Linked DNA regions of Homo sapiens: region 1 is linked to region 2. The links are chromatin contacts, found by Hi-C or POLR2A ChIA-PET in ENCODE. All regions are on one chromosome and are shown on one strand. Each heading gives the region's core, a stretch centred on a gene start or an enhancer-like site at or near the end of the contact. The rest is flanking DNA. Distances are from core to core; before and after follow the strand shown.

The links. A loop is a pair of places that touch in the nucleus more often than their neighbours do. ChIA-PET counts read pairs that join two places held with the same protein, here RNA polymerase II (POLR2A). Pooled maps may share reads with other maps.
Region 1: a map with no recorded cell type shows a loop between it and region 2 (2.1-fold over the local background). The contact joins two enhancer-like sites. A Hi-C loop is called at or near these places in 1 of 168 maps with a recorded cell type or tissue (GM12878), 2 of 37 single-sample maps with no recorded cell type and 4 of 50 pooled maps. POLR2A ChIA-PET finds 5 or more read pairs at or near these places in 2 of 52 experiments (GM10248 and OCI-LY7).

Annotation. Positions count from the first base shown.
Region 1 is chr7:65,805,768-65,812,217 of GRCh38, forward strand. No RefSeq gene overlaps it. Among named protein-coding and RNA genes, the nearest start is that of LINC03129, 31 kb to the right of the region's middle. Within about 2 kb of position 4,049, at least 2 of the 41 ENCODE cell types and tissues checked have a DNase peak (open chromatin) inside an H3K27ac peak, as active enhancers do.
Region 2 is chr7:65,729,559-65,736,586 of GRCh38, forward strand. The region is part of intron 2 of LINC03006 (long intergenic non-protein coding RNA 3006); the gene reads right to left. Among named protein-coding and RNA genes, the nearest start is that of SNORA22, 22 kb to the right of the region's middle. Within about 2 kb of position 2,058, at least 6 of the 41 ENCODE cell types and tissues checked have a DNase peak (open chromatin) inside an H3K27ac peak, as active enhancers do.

The DNA.
Region 1 (6,450 bases), core at 2,799-5,298, 78 kb after region 2:
CACGATGACCAAGAGAGCTCCTGTCATCATATCTCCATCCATCATGTCTCCATCCAATTATAAGTAAAGAAAATGCAGCATGAGCCCTGCCTGCACCCATGGTCAGGAAAAGCAAGAGGCTTTTTTTGAATCCTAGCAGAATTTTGCATAAGCCTCTTGGTTTTAAAAAAGATGAATTTTAAAATAATAAAATAAAGCACAAACTCTGAGGCCAAAGTGATAGGATTTAAATCTGTGCTCTGCCACTTAGAAAAATTACTTAAATTCTCTGTTGTTTAGATTGCACACCTGTAAAATGGGAGGAGGAAAATAATATTTGACTCATGATTTTTAAAATTTGAGATGTTATTTCTTTAATAAACAGCTGCTATCATTTCAGAACACTTGCTATTTAGGCAGTTAGGAATTTTGCACTAGAAGGAATGTAAAGAAAGACGGTGGGCATTTGTAATGGATTTAACATTCATCATTTGGCTGCCTGACTGACCCCCAGAGCTGTGATTTTACTCATGAATTTTTCAGAAGTCCCTTAGCTAGCAATGAGTGTAACCAGCCTCCCACTCTCACCATTCAGTGCTCTTTTGTTCTTCTCTGTTTCCCCTCAAACTTGTTTATCCTCACAGAGTGATTAAAACTTGCATTTCTTTTCTTTCCTTTTTAGAGACAGGGTCTTGCTCTGTCACTCAGGCTGTAGTGCAGTGGTGTGATCATGGCTCGCTGTAGCTTCAAACTGGGCTCAAGCAGTACTCCCACCTCAACCTCCCAAGTAGCTGGGACTACAGACGTACACCACCATGCAAAGCTAAATTTTTTATTTTTTGTTGTAGAGATGGGATAGTGCTGTGTTTCTCAGGATGGTCTCAAACTCCTAGCCTCAAGTGATCCTCCTGCCTCAGCCTCCCAAATTGCTGGGATTATAGGCAGGTATGAGCCACCTGTGCCTGGCCCCCATTCCCTTTTTTTAAATAACAACTTTATTGAAATATAGTTCACATACCATAAATTCATTTATCAAAGTATGCAATTCAGTAGTTTTTATAATATTCATGGAGCTGTGCATCTATCATCACAATCCGTTTTAGAAGCTTTCATTACCCTGTAGAGAAATCCACACTTCTTAGCCACTTCTACTCCCCTCATCCCCCTGTGTTCCCATAGGCAACCACTGATCTATTCTCTGTCACTATAGATTTGCCTAATCTGGACCTTTTTTTTCTTCTTTTTTTTGAGACAGAGTCTTGCTCTGTCATCTAGGCTGGAGTGCAATGGTGCAATCTCAGCTCACTGCAGTCTCTGCCTCCTGGGTTCAAGCAATTCTTCTGCCTCAGTCTTCTGAGTAGCTGGGATTATGGGCGCCTGCCACCACACCTGGCTAATTATTGTATTTTTAGTAGAGACAGGGTTTCACCATGTTGGTCAGGCTGGTCTCAAATTCCTGACCTCATGATCTGCCTGCCTCGGCCTCCCAAAGTGGGATTACAGGTGTGAGCCACCGCACCCGGCTTGGACCTTTTATATAAATAGGATTGTGCAATATGTGATTGTTTGTGGCTGGGTTTTTTTTCCCTCTTAGCACAGTGTTTTCAGAGTTCCTTCCTGTCATAGCATGTGTCAGTATTTCGTTCCTTCTATGGCTGAATAATATTCCATGGTAGAGACACACCACATTTTGTTTATTCATCAGTTGATGAACATTTGGGTTGTTTCCATGTATTGGCCACTGTGAATAATGCTGCTATGAATATTCATTTATAAGTTTTTGTGTGGACGTATATTTTTATTTCTCTGGGATATATACCTAGGAGAGAAATTGTTGCATTCTATGATACTGTACATTTAGCATTTTGAGAAACTATTTTCCAAAGTGGTTACACCAGTCAGGTGCAGTGACTCACACCTGTAATCCCAGCTACATGAGAGGCTGAGGTGGGAGGATCACTTGAGCCTACAAGTTAAAAGAGACCAGCCTGGGCAAGATAGTGAGATCCTATCTCGATTTTTTAAAAAATCAAATTAAAATGACAAAAAAGAAACACCCAAACAAAGTGGTTAAACCATTTTTTGTTCCCACCTATAATGTATGTGGGTTCCAATTTCTTCAAATTTTCACCAGCATTTCTTTTTTTGAGACAGGATCTCGCTGTGTCACCCAGGCAGGAGTGCAATAGTGTGATCATGGCTCACTCCAGCCTTGAACTCTCAGACACTTGGGATCCTTTTACCTCAGCCTCTTGAGCAGTTGGGACTACAGTCACAAGCCACCACACTCAGCTAATTTTTTTTATTTTTAGTAGAGACAGGGTTTCACTATGTCACTCAGGCTGGATTTCGAACTCCTGGACCCAAGTGATCCACCTGCCTTGGCCTCCCAAACTGCTGGGATTATAGGAGTGAACCACCATGCCTGGTCCTCTATCTCTTTTCTCTCTTCCTTTTTTCCTTGCTAGATTGAAATGTGTCATGTACCAGCTATCCATCCAATGACTGCCCATCAGTTCCAAATTCACCCTTCACTGCCGGCTCTGCAAACATAGACGTGGGTTCCTTATATGCTTCCTCTATCAGCTGGTACATTATTAAATGTTGTCACTACATTGTGCTAGAGGGACTTTGTAAGAGGCTGTTCTTTCTGATTGTAGTGTGTCAATCTCCACAGCCACTGAGCTTGTCCAGCACTGGGCTCCTGCCCTGCACGGTGCTCAGCAGCACCCAGTGACCAGCAGTTTCTCTGAACCTGCATGGGTGGTTTTGTAGTGAGACAACTGTTCATTCATAGCTTAATCTAGCACCATAGAAGGCAGATTTTCAGCAAATTCCAGAGGGCAGATTGCTAGCATGTTCCACCATGTGGTAATGCAGCAATTCTGCCATTGAATTACCCATGACTGTGCCCTCTCCAAGGGTGACTGGATCTCAGCCCTAGTGAAGAGTCCCTTTCTTGGTCACTCCATCTCATCATAGGGACAGTAGGGGCAGTTACTGTTCATTGTATCAGCTGGTCCTATACTTTTTTTTTTTTTTTTTTGAGACAGGGTCTCCCTCTGTTGCCCAGGCTAAAGCACAGTGACGAAATCATAGCTCACTGCAGCCATGACCTCCCTGGCTCAAGCAATACTCCCACCTCAGCCTCCCAAGTAGCTAGGACTACAGGTGTGCACCACCACACCTGGCTATTTTTTTTTTCTTTGGTAGAGACAGGGTCTCACTGTGTTTCCCAGGCTGGTCTCAAACTCCTGGCCTGAAGCAATCCTCCTGCCTTGGCTTTTCATATTACTGGAATTATAAGCATGAGCCACCATGCCTGGCCTCTGATAGTCCTGTGTTCTCTAGAGTTCTTCTTACTTTTTGGTAGCCAATCTCTTATTATGCTGTTGCCCTGTTATAATGAATAATTCTCTGTATTAAATTTTACCACTTTAAACTTTTGAGTGGTTTTTGTCTCCTGATTGGACTCTAATATGCTAAGAAGGGTCCCGGCAGATAGACTCACACAGATGGGATTTGGGCATAGGTTTGGTTATCCAAGGGACCATGCTGAGCTCCTTGCCAATGGGAAATGGGATGCTGGTGATTTCCAGGAAGTGACCTCACAGTTTTCTTGGGGGACTTTACTGGTCCTTCTTCAGGAAACCCTGTCCTTACCCCCATCATCACTCTTTCACTCTCGTCTTTACTCATCTTTAGCCTCAGCCGAGATGTCTCACCCCACTCTCTCTGATGCAACAAGAAGCCCCTGGGGAACGTTTCAGTCCCACTCTGTACTTCTGTCACATGCTCATCACAGTCTGGTAAGTGCTGGCATACGATTCCTAGATTAGTACATTTTGCATTGCTATAAGGAAACACCTGAGGCTGGGTACTTTATAAAGAAAAACAGTTTATTTGGCTCACAGTTCTGCAGACTATACAAGTAGCATGGTGCCAGGCTGGGCACAGTGGCCCACACCTGTAATCCCAGCACTTTGGGACGCTGAGGCAGGAGGATTGCTTGAGCCCCGAAGTTTGAAACCAGCCTGGGAAACATGGTGAGACATTGTCTCTACTAAAAAAAAAAAAAAAATCAGCCAGGCATGATGGTGCACTGATGCATGCCTAATGCATGCCTATGGTCCCAGCTACTTGGGAGGCTAAGGTAAAAAGATCTCTTTAGCCCAGGAGGTCAGGGTTGCAGTGAGCCATAATTACACCACTGCTCTCTAACCTGAGTGTCAGAGTGAGACCCTGTCTCAGAAAAAAAAAAGCATAGTGCCAGCATCTGCTGGTGAGGACCTCAGGAGGTTTCCACTCATGGTAGAAGGAGAAGGAGGAGCCGGCACGTCACTTGGTGAGAAGACGGAGCAAGGGAGAGGGGAGGAGGTGCCAGGCTCTTTAAACAGTTAGCTCTCACATGAACTAGTAGAGAGAGAACTCACTTATTACCATGGGGAGGGCACTAAGCCATTCATGAGGGATCTGCCCCCATGACCCACACACCTCTCACCAGGCACCATCTCCAACATTAGGGATTTAATTTCAATATGAGAATTGGAGGAGACAAACATTGAAACTATATCAATTTCCTGCTACCCTATAAGCTCTGTGAGGGCAGAAACTCTTACACCTTGTTCACTGCTGTTTCCTGGGCACCTATTATAGTGCCTGGTATGTAGTAGGTGCTCAAGAAATATTTGTTAGAGCCTGATGTGTTGGCTCAAGCCTGTAATTCCAGCACTTTGGGAGGAGGGGGCCAGGGGATTGCTTGTGCCCAGAAGTTGAAGACCAACCTGGGCAACATAGTGAGAACCTGTCCCTAGAAAAAATAATAAACTGGTTGGGTGCAGTGGCTCGTGCCTGTGATCCCAGCAGTTTGGGAGGCCGATGTGGGTGGATCACCTGAGGTCAGGTGCTCAAGACCGGCCTGGCCAACATGGTGAAACCCCATCTCTACTAAAAATACAAAAATTAGCCAGGAATGGTGGCATACACCTGTAATCCTAGCTACCTGGGAGGCTAAGGCAGGAGAATTGCTTGAACCTGGGAGTTGGAGGTTGCAGTAAGCCGAGATCGCCCCACTGCACTCCAGCCTGGGTGACAGGGTGAGACTTCATCTCAACAACAAAAAAAAAAAAAGAAAGAAAAAGGAAAAATAATATACTTAACCAGTTGTGGTGGTACATGCCTGTAATCCCAACTACTTGGGAGGCTGAGGTGGGAGGATCACTTGATCCCAGAAGATGGAAGCTGCAGTGAGCCATAATCACCCCACTATACTTCAGCCTGTGTGACAGAGGGGGACTCTGTCTCAAAAAAAGTAAAAAAAAAAAAAAAAAAAAATTTGTTGGGGAAAAAAAAAGTGAACAAGAAAAGGTGTCAGGAGAGTACTGTGAATGTGGGTCATGTCAGTAGAGTGTAGGGACTTGGGCAGGAGCAGCTGGACCCCAAGAGTAGATTGGTGGAGACCAGGTCATTCATCCTAAGCAGTTTGCCTTGTAGCATGTAGATGAAATATCCCACGTTGGCTGCTGGTGACTGAACTGGGCTTCCTGTTTCTGTGTTTGGTTTGACCATCACAGTGTTGAAGAACTGTTGAAGTGAATACCTTGCAGTTTGCTACGGTTTCCCCCCTTCTCCCACATTACTCCAGCCTCCTTCCCTCACGTAGGTTGCCTGACCCGCTGATACCTGTGTTTGCTATCCCTGCAGATGGGTGGGTAGGAGGCAATTTAAGGAGGAAGATTTAATATGTGAGTTATAGAAAGATAAATAGACTGGGCACAGTGGCTAAAGCCTATAATCCCAGCACTTTGGGAGGCCAAGGCGGGAGGATTAGTTTGACCCAGGAGTTCAAGACCAGCCTGGGCCACATAGTGAGAACACCCTCTCTACAAAAAATGAAAAAAATTAGCCAGGCATGGTGGCATGCACCTACAATCCCAGCTACTTAGGAGGCTGAAGTGAGAGGATAGCTTGAGTCCAGGAATTGAAAGCCTCAGTGAGCCATGACCTTGCCACTATACTGCAGCCTGGGTGATAGAGTGAGAGACCCTATCTCAGAAAAAAAAAAAGCAAGAGAGAGATAAATAGATCCAGCATTGGTGGGAGTGTGCTTTTGAGTGCTCTTTAGGAGAAAATTTTATTTTAACATTTTTTTCTTCTTTAAATTTTTTATATTCTCTTTTCTTTTTTTTTTTTTTTTTTTTTTTTGAGATGGAGTTTTGCTCTGTCACCCAGGCTGGAGTACAATGGCACAGTCTCAGCTCACTGCAACCTCCACCTCCTGGGTTCAAGCAATTCTCCTGCCTCAGCCTCCTGAGTAGCTGGGACTACAGGCCCGTGCCACCATACCCAGCTAATGTTTGTGTTTTTAGTAGAGACGGGTTTCTCCATGTTGGCCAGGCTGGTCTTGAACTCCTTACCTCGTTATCCATCTGCCTCGGCCCCCCAAAGTGCTGGGATTAGAGGCGTGAGCCA
Region 2 (7,028 bases), core at 808-3,307:
GAGCGAAACTCCATCTCAAAAAAAAAAAATTATACCGATGGAAAGAAGCCAGACACAAGAGCACATACTGTTTCAGTTATATGAAACACTAGAAAATACAAATGCCCTAACAACAAAGATCAGATCAGTAGGGCTGGGGGTTGGGACGGGGCTGACTGGAAAGAGGCCCTAGGAACCTTCTGGGTGATGGAAATGTTATTGTGATGATTACAAGTATGAATAAATTTGTCAAAATTCATCAAAATGCACACTTAAAGAGTGTATTTTATTACATTTAATTATATAGCAATAAAACACTGGCTTTAAAAAAGTCTCTGATAAGAGGCTGGTCTAGGCAAACTTGAGGATCCCTTCCACCCTAATTCTAGCCCAAATATTTTCTTTTTTTTTCTTTTTTTCTTTTTTTTTTCCTGAGATGGAGTCTCACTCTTGTCGCCCAGGCTGGAGTGCAGTGGCGCGATCTTAGCTCACTGCAATTTCCACCTCCCAGGTTCAAGCAATTCACCTGCCTCAGCCTCCTGAGAGCTGGCATTATAGGCACACACCACCATGCCCAGCTAATTTTTTGTATTTTTAGTAGACAGGGTTTCACCATGCTGGCCAGGCTGGTCTTGAACTCCTGACCTCAGGTGATCTGCTCGCCTCAGCCTCCCAAAGTGCTGGGATTACAGGTGTGAACCACCATGCCCAGCTAGTCCAAGTATTTTCTTAAAAATAAAATAAAACAAGGCCGGGCATGGGGGCTCACCCCTGTAATCCCAGTACTTTGGGAGGCCGAGGTGAGAGGATTGATTGAGCCCAGGTGTTTGAGACCAGCCTGGGCAACATAGTGAGACGTCATCTGTACAAAAAATAAAATAAATGAGCCAGGCATGGTGGTGCATACTTGTAGTCCCAGCTACTTGGGAGGCTGAGGGGAGGATCACTTGAGCTCAGGAGTTTGCGACTGCAATAAGCTATGATTGCACCACTGCACTCCAGCCTGGGTGACCAAGTGAGACCCTGTCTCTTAAAACAAAAAAGAAAAGAAGGAAGGTAGGTATCAGGCATATATTAAATCATCTGAAAATTTTAAAAAGTCCTGATTACTTTGTTTCACCGACATGAAAGTGACAGGACTATGGTCATGATATTGAAAACCTACCTGGCACTGTAATACAGGAATATTGGATTTTATTATTTTCCTCCCTGATTCTCATTCCAATATCAGTCATCAAATATTTAAAAAGTAATAATATGCAAACATACGTAAAGAAAATATAGTGGCCAGGTACAGTGGCTCATGCCTGTAATCCCAGCACTTTGGGAGGCTGAGGCGGTGGATCGCTTGAGGCCAGGAGTTTGAGACAAACCTGGCTAACATGGTGAAACCCTGTCTCTACTACAAATATAAAAATTAGCTGGGCATGATGGCATGCGTCCAGCTACTCGGGAGGCTGAGGCAGGAGAATCCCTTGAACCCCGTAGAGGGAGGTTGCAGTGAGCCAAGATCGCGCCACTGCACTTCAGCCTGGGCGACAGAATGAGACGGTCTCAGAAAAGAAAGAAAAGAAAAGAAGAGAAAAAAAGAAAAAGATAGTAAATACATTTAATGAATGAAAGCATGATTAACTTAATTCCCAACTTGAAGTTGTATCGTTATTAACAATGTACCTGGTAAGTACTTATTTTAAAATTCTAATTCTAATTCTAATGGGAAAGGAGACGACAAAGTCGGACACTTCAACTCTGAGTTTGGGATGGCCCCAATTTTGCACTGAGAGTGCTCCTGCGCAGGACTGCATCATTCATTCATGCTGTTTGGAAACAGGCAGCTGCTGAGAGATTAGACAGTGAAGCTACCCCAAAAAATAAATCAATGAAAAGAAAGCCTGGAGATTCTAGGAAATGATCTGCCTATGCGACTAAGCAGAATAAATGTAGACTCAGACAGGAAGCCTGGAAGAGGAAAAGGAAAGTCGGCGAAATCAGAAAGTTGGGCACAGGGAAGGCACAAGGCAGGGACTTACCCTGCGTCCTGGGCCTCCGGGGCTCCTGCGGCTGCAACTTTCTGGCTGCAGGGGGCCAGGGCCGGCTCCGACGCTCAGGCGAGCAGTTCCCAGGGAGGTGAGCTGTGCAGACCGGCAGGGCCTCCACTGAACACTCTCCTGAGATCTGCTGATAAGCGGGGTGGCTTCTGATCAGTTCTGAAAGTGCCTCCGTAAACTGGAGACACCAGATCTCTGCTCTGCAAAGCCGGGCTGGGAGGACGCCTTGGCCCCGCCCCAGGGTAGGGGCTCCGCGAGCCTGCCCCCTCCTCCTCCGGGGGCTCAGCGCCTGCAGACGGAGAGGTGCACCGTGCGGAGTACGCTTTCTCGGAAAGCCGCGCCCTGTGGCACCTTTGCTTTGCAGAGGAGGAACAAAAGAGCTCCTGGACCTTCAGAAGCTGCTCTGCGCTGCCGCCACCGCCACTTGGGATAAGAGTAGGTGAGGGAAGCAAGGGACCGCGGCACTGATTCTGCAATTAATGAAATCCCCGTGGGGGTCCTCTTTTGAAATCCAGGTTTGACCTATTTGGCCTATTTTTAATTTTTATTATGTTTTTAAATAGAGATTGGGGGGGGGGGGTTCTCACTGTGTTTCCCAGGCTGTGCTCGAACTCATGGGCTGAAGCGATCCTCCCTCCTCAGCCTCCCAAAGTGTTGGGATTACAGGTGTGAGCTACTGCGCCCAGCCTATTTCTTTCTGTTTCAAAAATTTCTGGCCCGGCGCAGTGGCTCAAGCCTGTAATCCCAGCACTTTGGGAGACCGACACAGGTGGATACCTGAGGTCAGGAGTTTCAGACCAGCCTGGACAACATGGCAAAACTCCGTCTCTAACAAAAATGCAAAAATTAGCGGGGCATGGTGGCGCATGCCTGTAGTCCTAGCTACTTGGGATGCCAAGGCAGGAGAATTGCTTGAACCTGGGAAGAGGAGGTTGCAGTGAGCCAAGATCATGCCACTGCACTACAGCCTGGGCAACAGAGTAAGACTCCCTCTCAAAAAAAAAAAAAAATTTATCCCATGTGTCACTTGCCCAGCTCCTTGTATGTTAACTACAACAAATAAGAGGTGTTTCCCCCAAACATTTACCACTGGCGTTAGCTGGGTGGAGCTGGGCATCAAGGTCCACTCTAAAACACAACCTGAAACCTCAGAGGCTGACAGTCTGCACTCCAGGCTCACTCTAAGTTGCTCACCCACACAGAGGATGCAATCCCTGGGGCAGGACACATGGTCACAGCATCCCTGCCCTTAGCTACAGGACCCTCCCCACCAAAACACAATCCTTTTTTTTTTTTTTTTTTGAGACCGAGTCTCCCTCTGTCACCCAGGCTGAAGTGCAGTGGTGCTCACTGCAACCTCCGCCTCCTGGGTTCAAGTGATTCTCCTGCCTCAGCCTCCCTAGTAGCTGGGATTACAAGTGCATGCCACCACGCTCAGCTAATTTTTGTATTTTTAGTAGAGACAGCGTTTCACCATGTTGGCCAGGCTGGTCTCGAACTCCTGACCTCAAGTGATCTGGCCACCTTGGCCTCCCAAACTGCTGGGATTACAGGCATGAGCCACTGTGCCTAGTCACCAAAACACAATTCTATCCGGTAACAAGAGGCCTGATGCTCTTGGATTGGATGTGCCCTATATTCAATACTTCCAGATTTTGAGGCCAGGCTCGGTGCTCCCGCCTGTAATCCCAGCACTTTGGGAGACCAAGGCAGGAGGATTGCTTGAGCCTAGGAATTTGAGACCAGCCTGGGCAACAAAGTAAGGCCCTGTCTTTATTATAAAACTAAATAAATAATATTTCCAGATTTTATTAGTAAGAAAATGGTTGCAAGTTTTTGGGGACATCCAGTTTAATATCTGCCAGTGAGGCAGAAAATTTAAAAATAAATATGCATTCATTCACTTCAAGAAAAGTAGCAGGCAAGGCAAAGGTTAAAAGGAAAAGAAACAAGTTTTCCTCTGCTTAGCAGCTCACTTAAAGGACAGTTATAAAATAACGCTGTCCGAAAAGCCAAGACCAAAGGAACAGGCTCCAGACACCTCTCCCTCTTCCAGAGCAAGGTTGAAAGAAAAAAAAAGGAGAAAGACAAATTACTTTACTGTTACTCTCCTTTCTCTAGCTTTTTTTTGTTTTTTGTTTTTGTTTTTGTTTTTTTTTGAGACAGAGTCTCACTCTGTTGCCCAGGCTGGAGTGCAATGAATGGGATGATCTTGGCTCACTGCAACCTCCGCCTCCCGGGTCCAAGCGATTCTCCTGCCTCAGCCTCCCAAGTAGCTGGGATTACAGGCATGTGCCACCATGCCCGGCTATTTTTTTTGTACTTTTTTAGTAGAAACAGGGTGTCATCATTGGCTGGACTGGTCTGGAACTCCTGACCTCAAGCGATCCACTGCCTCGGCCTCCCAAAGTGCTGGGATTACAGGTGTGAGCCACTGTGCCCAGCCACTCCTTTCCCTAGCCTCTTAAGCGTGACTGTGTTTTACAAATGTCTGTATTTAGCCAGTTCTTGTTTTTCTTTCGATGCAGCTACAAGGCCACCAGCTATGCAAGGCCACAAGTTATGCACTATATGATTAACTGCCTTTGTTTTGCTTTTGTAAGCCTGCTTATAAACCCCCCACCTCTGTCTTTGTTCTAGGCTCAGCTTTTTAGATGTGAATCCACTGAGCCAGTGCTTACCTTAAAATGAATATCTTCCTGTGTTCCCATATCAGTATCTCTGTTCCTCAGTTTACCATAACACCAAGTCTGTGGGAAGTGGTTCTGATAAAGGATTCAGAGGATGAATTCTGATATTTTGAAATAATGAGATTAAAAAATTATACAATTCATGGTGGGGTTCCTAATAGGGGTCTGAAATAACAATCTAGTCAAGAACCTGTATATATTTTGCTTTTGTTCTCTGTCACCCAGGCTGGAGTGCAGTGGAGCAATCTTGCAACCTCTGCCTCCCAGGTTCAAGCAATTCTTCTGCCTCAGCCACCCAAGTAGCTGGGATTACAGACGTACACCCATGCCTGGCTAATTTTTGTATTTTTAGTAGAGATGGGGTTTCACCATGTTGGCCAGGCTGGTCTCAAACTCCTGACTTCAAGTGATCTGCCCACCTCAGCTTCCCAAAGCTCTGGGATTACAGGCATGAGCCACTGTGCCCAGCCTGAAGTAGTTTTTTTAAAAGCATAATAAAGGAAACAAAATGTTAAACACCAAATGTTTGTATCTAAGTGTAAGTTGTAACTGAGAAGTTGTTTTGAGGGGAAAAGAAACTCAAGTATGTAAATGTGGATGGCTAGAAGAGTTACCTATTATTTGTATTTCATAAATGTTTAATATTAAATAGATTTCAGATAAAATATTTATATTTACCAAAATCTTGCTGGGTGTGGTGGTGCATACCTATAGTCCTAGCTACTTGGGAAGCTGAGGCAGGAGGATCATTTGAGCCCAGGAGTTCCAGGTTACAGTGAGCCGTCATCATGCCACTGTACTCCAGCCTGGGTAAAAAAGCGAGCCCTTGCCTCCAAAAAATTAATTAGTTAATTAATTAAAATAAAATCTGTTACCTCTTCATGGTCCTGGAATCCACCTCACACTCACACCTGTATTAATACTTGTGGGCATGAGATGGCAGTATTGTAGACGCTGTTTTGCTAAAGCATATCACATTAAAAATATATATATATAGTTGCCTAGAAGACACTAATGAGTGGTCACATATAGTGTAACAACCAGGAGGTAATCTTGCCAGACAAGGCAAAACTATGAAACAGATTAAAATATGCTTCATTAGGCTGGGCGGAGTGGCTCACGCCTGTAATCCCAGAACTTTGGGAGTCCGAGGTGGGAGGATCACCTGAGGTCAGGAGTTCGAGGCCAGCCTGGCCAACATGGCAAAACCCTGTCTCTACTAAAAATACAAAAAGTAGCCGAGCCTGGTGGCGGGCGCCTGTAATCCCAGCTACTCAGGAGGCTGAGGCAGGAGAATCACTTGAACCCAGGAGGCAGAGGTTGCAGTGAACCGAGATTGCGCCACTGCACTCCAGCCTGGGTGACAGAGCCAGATTCTCTAAAAAAAAAAACAAAAAAAGTTTAATTGCTGTTCTTACTGGAATAATAGCACATGTGAACCAAATACAATACAGCAAAATGAAGCCATAATAAAAATATTAGCAATTTATTTTGCAAAGTTTTTAATCACAATTGGTTAGTCAAAAGTAATGCACGTCATACTACTGTTCCTGAAGCTTCGAACTGCTGGGCTCAAGCAATCTTCCTGCCTCAGCCATCTAAGTAGCTGGGACCACAGGTGTGTGCCACCATGCCAGGCTGGTTTTTTATGTTTAGTAGAGCCTGGGTCTCATTATGTTGCCAAGACTGGTCTCCAACTCCTGGGCTCAAGCCCAAGTGTGATCCGCCTTACCCGGCTCTGAAAGGTTTTCTACAGATCACATTTTTTAAGCTAACAAATTTTCTTTTAATTTTTCTTTTTCTTTTTTTTTTTTTTTTAGACGGAGTCTCTCTGTGTTGCCCAGGCTGGAGTGCAGTGGCGTGATCTCGGCTGACTGCAACCTCTGCCTCCTGGGTTCAAGTGATTCTCCTGCCTCAATCTCCCAAGTAACTGGGATTACAGGCAGGCACCACCATGCCCAGCTAATTTTTGTGTTTTTAGTAGAGACGGGGGTTTCACCAGGTAGGACGGGCTGGTCTCAAACCCCTGGCCTCAGGTGATCTGCTCACCTCAGTCTCCCAAAGTGCTGGGATGACAGGAGTGAGCCACCGTGCCCAGCCACAAATTTTCTAATGGCTAATTGTGTTAGAATCATGTACTCCTTTTTAAAAAGTTATTCACTGATAATGGCCTTCTAAAGTATAGTAAATTGGAACGAACACTCCGGAAAACAATATGGTGTTAGTAACACTAAACACACGCAATTTATACAACCCAGCAATTCCACCTGAGGGAGACACTCAGGAGAAACTTTCATGAGTAGGCTGGGTG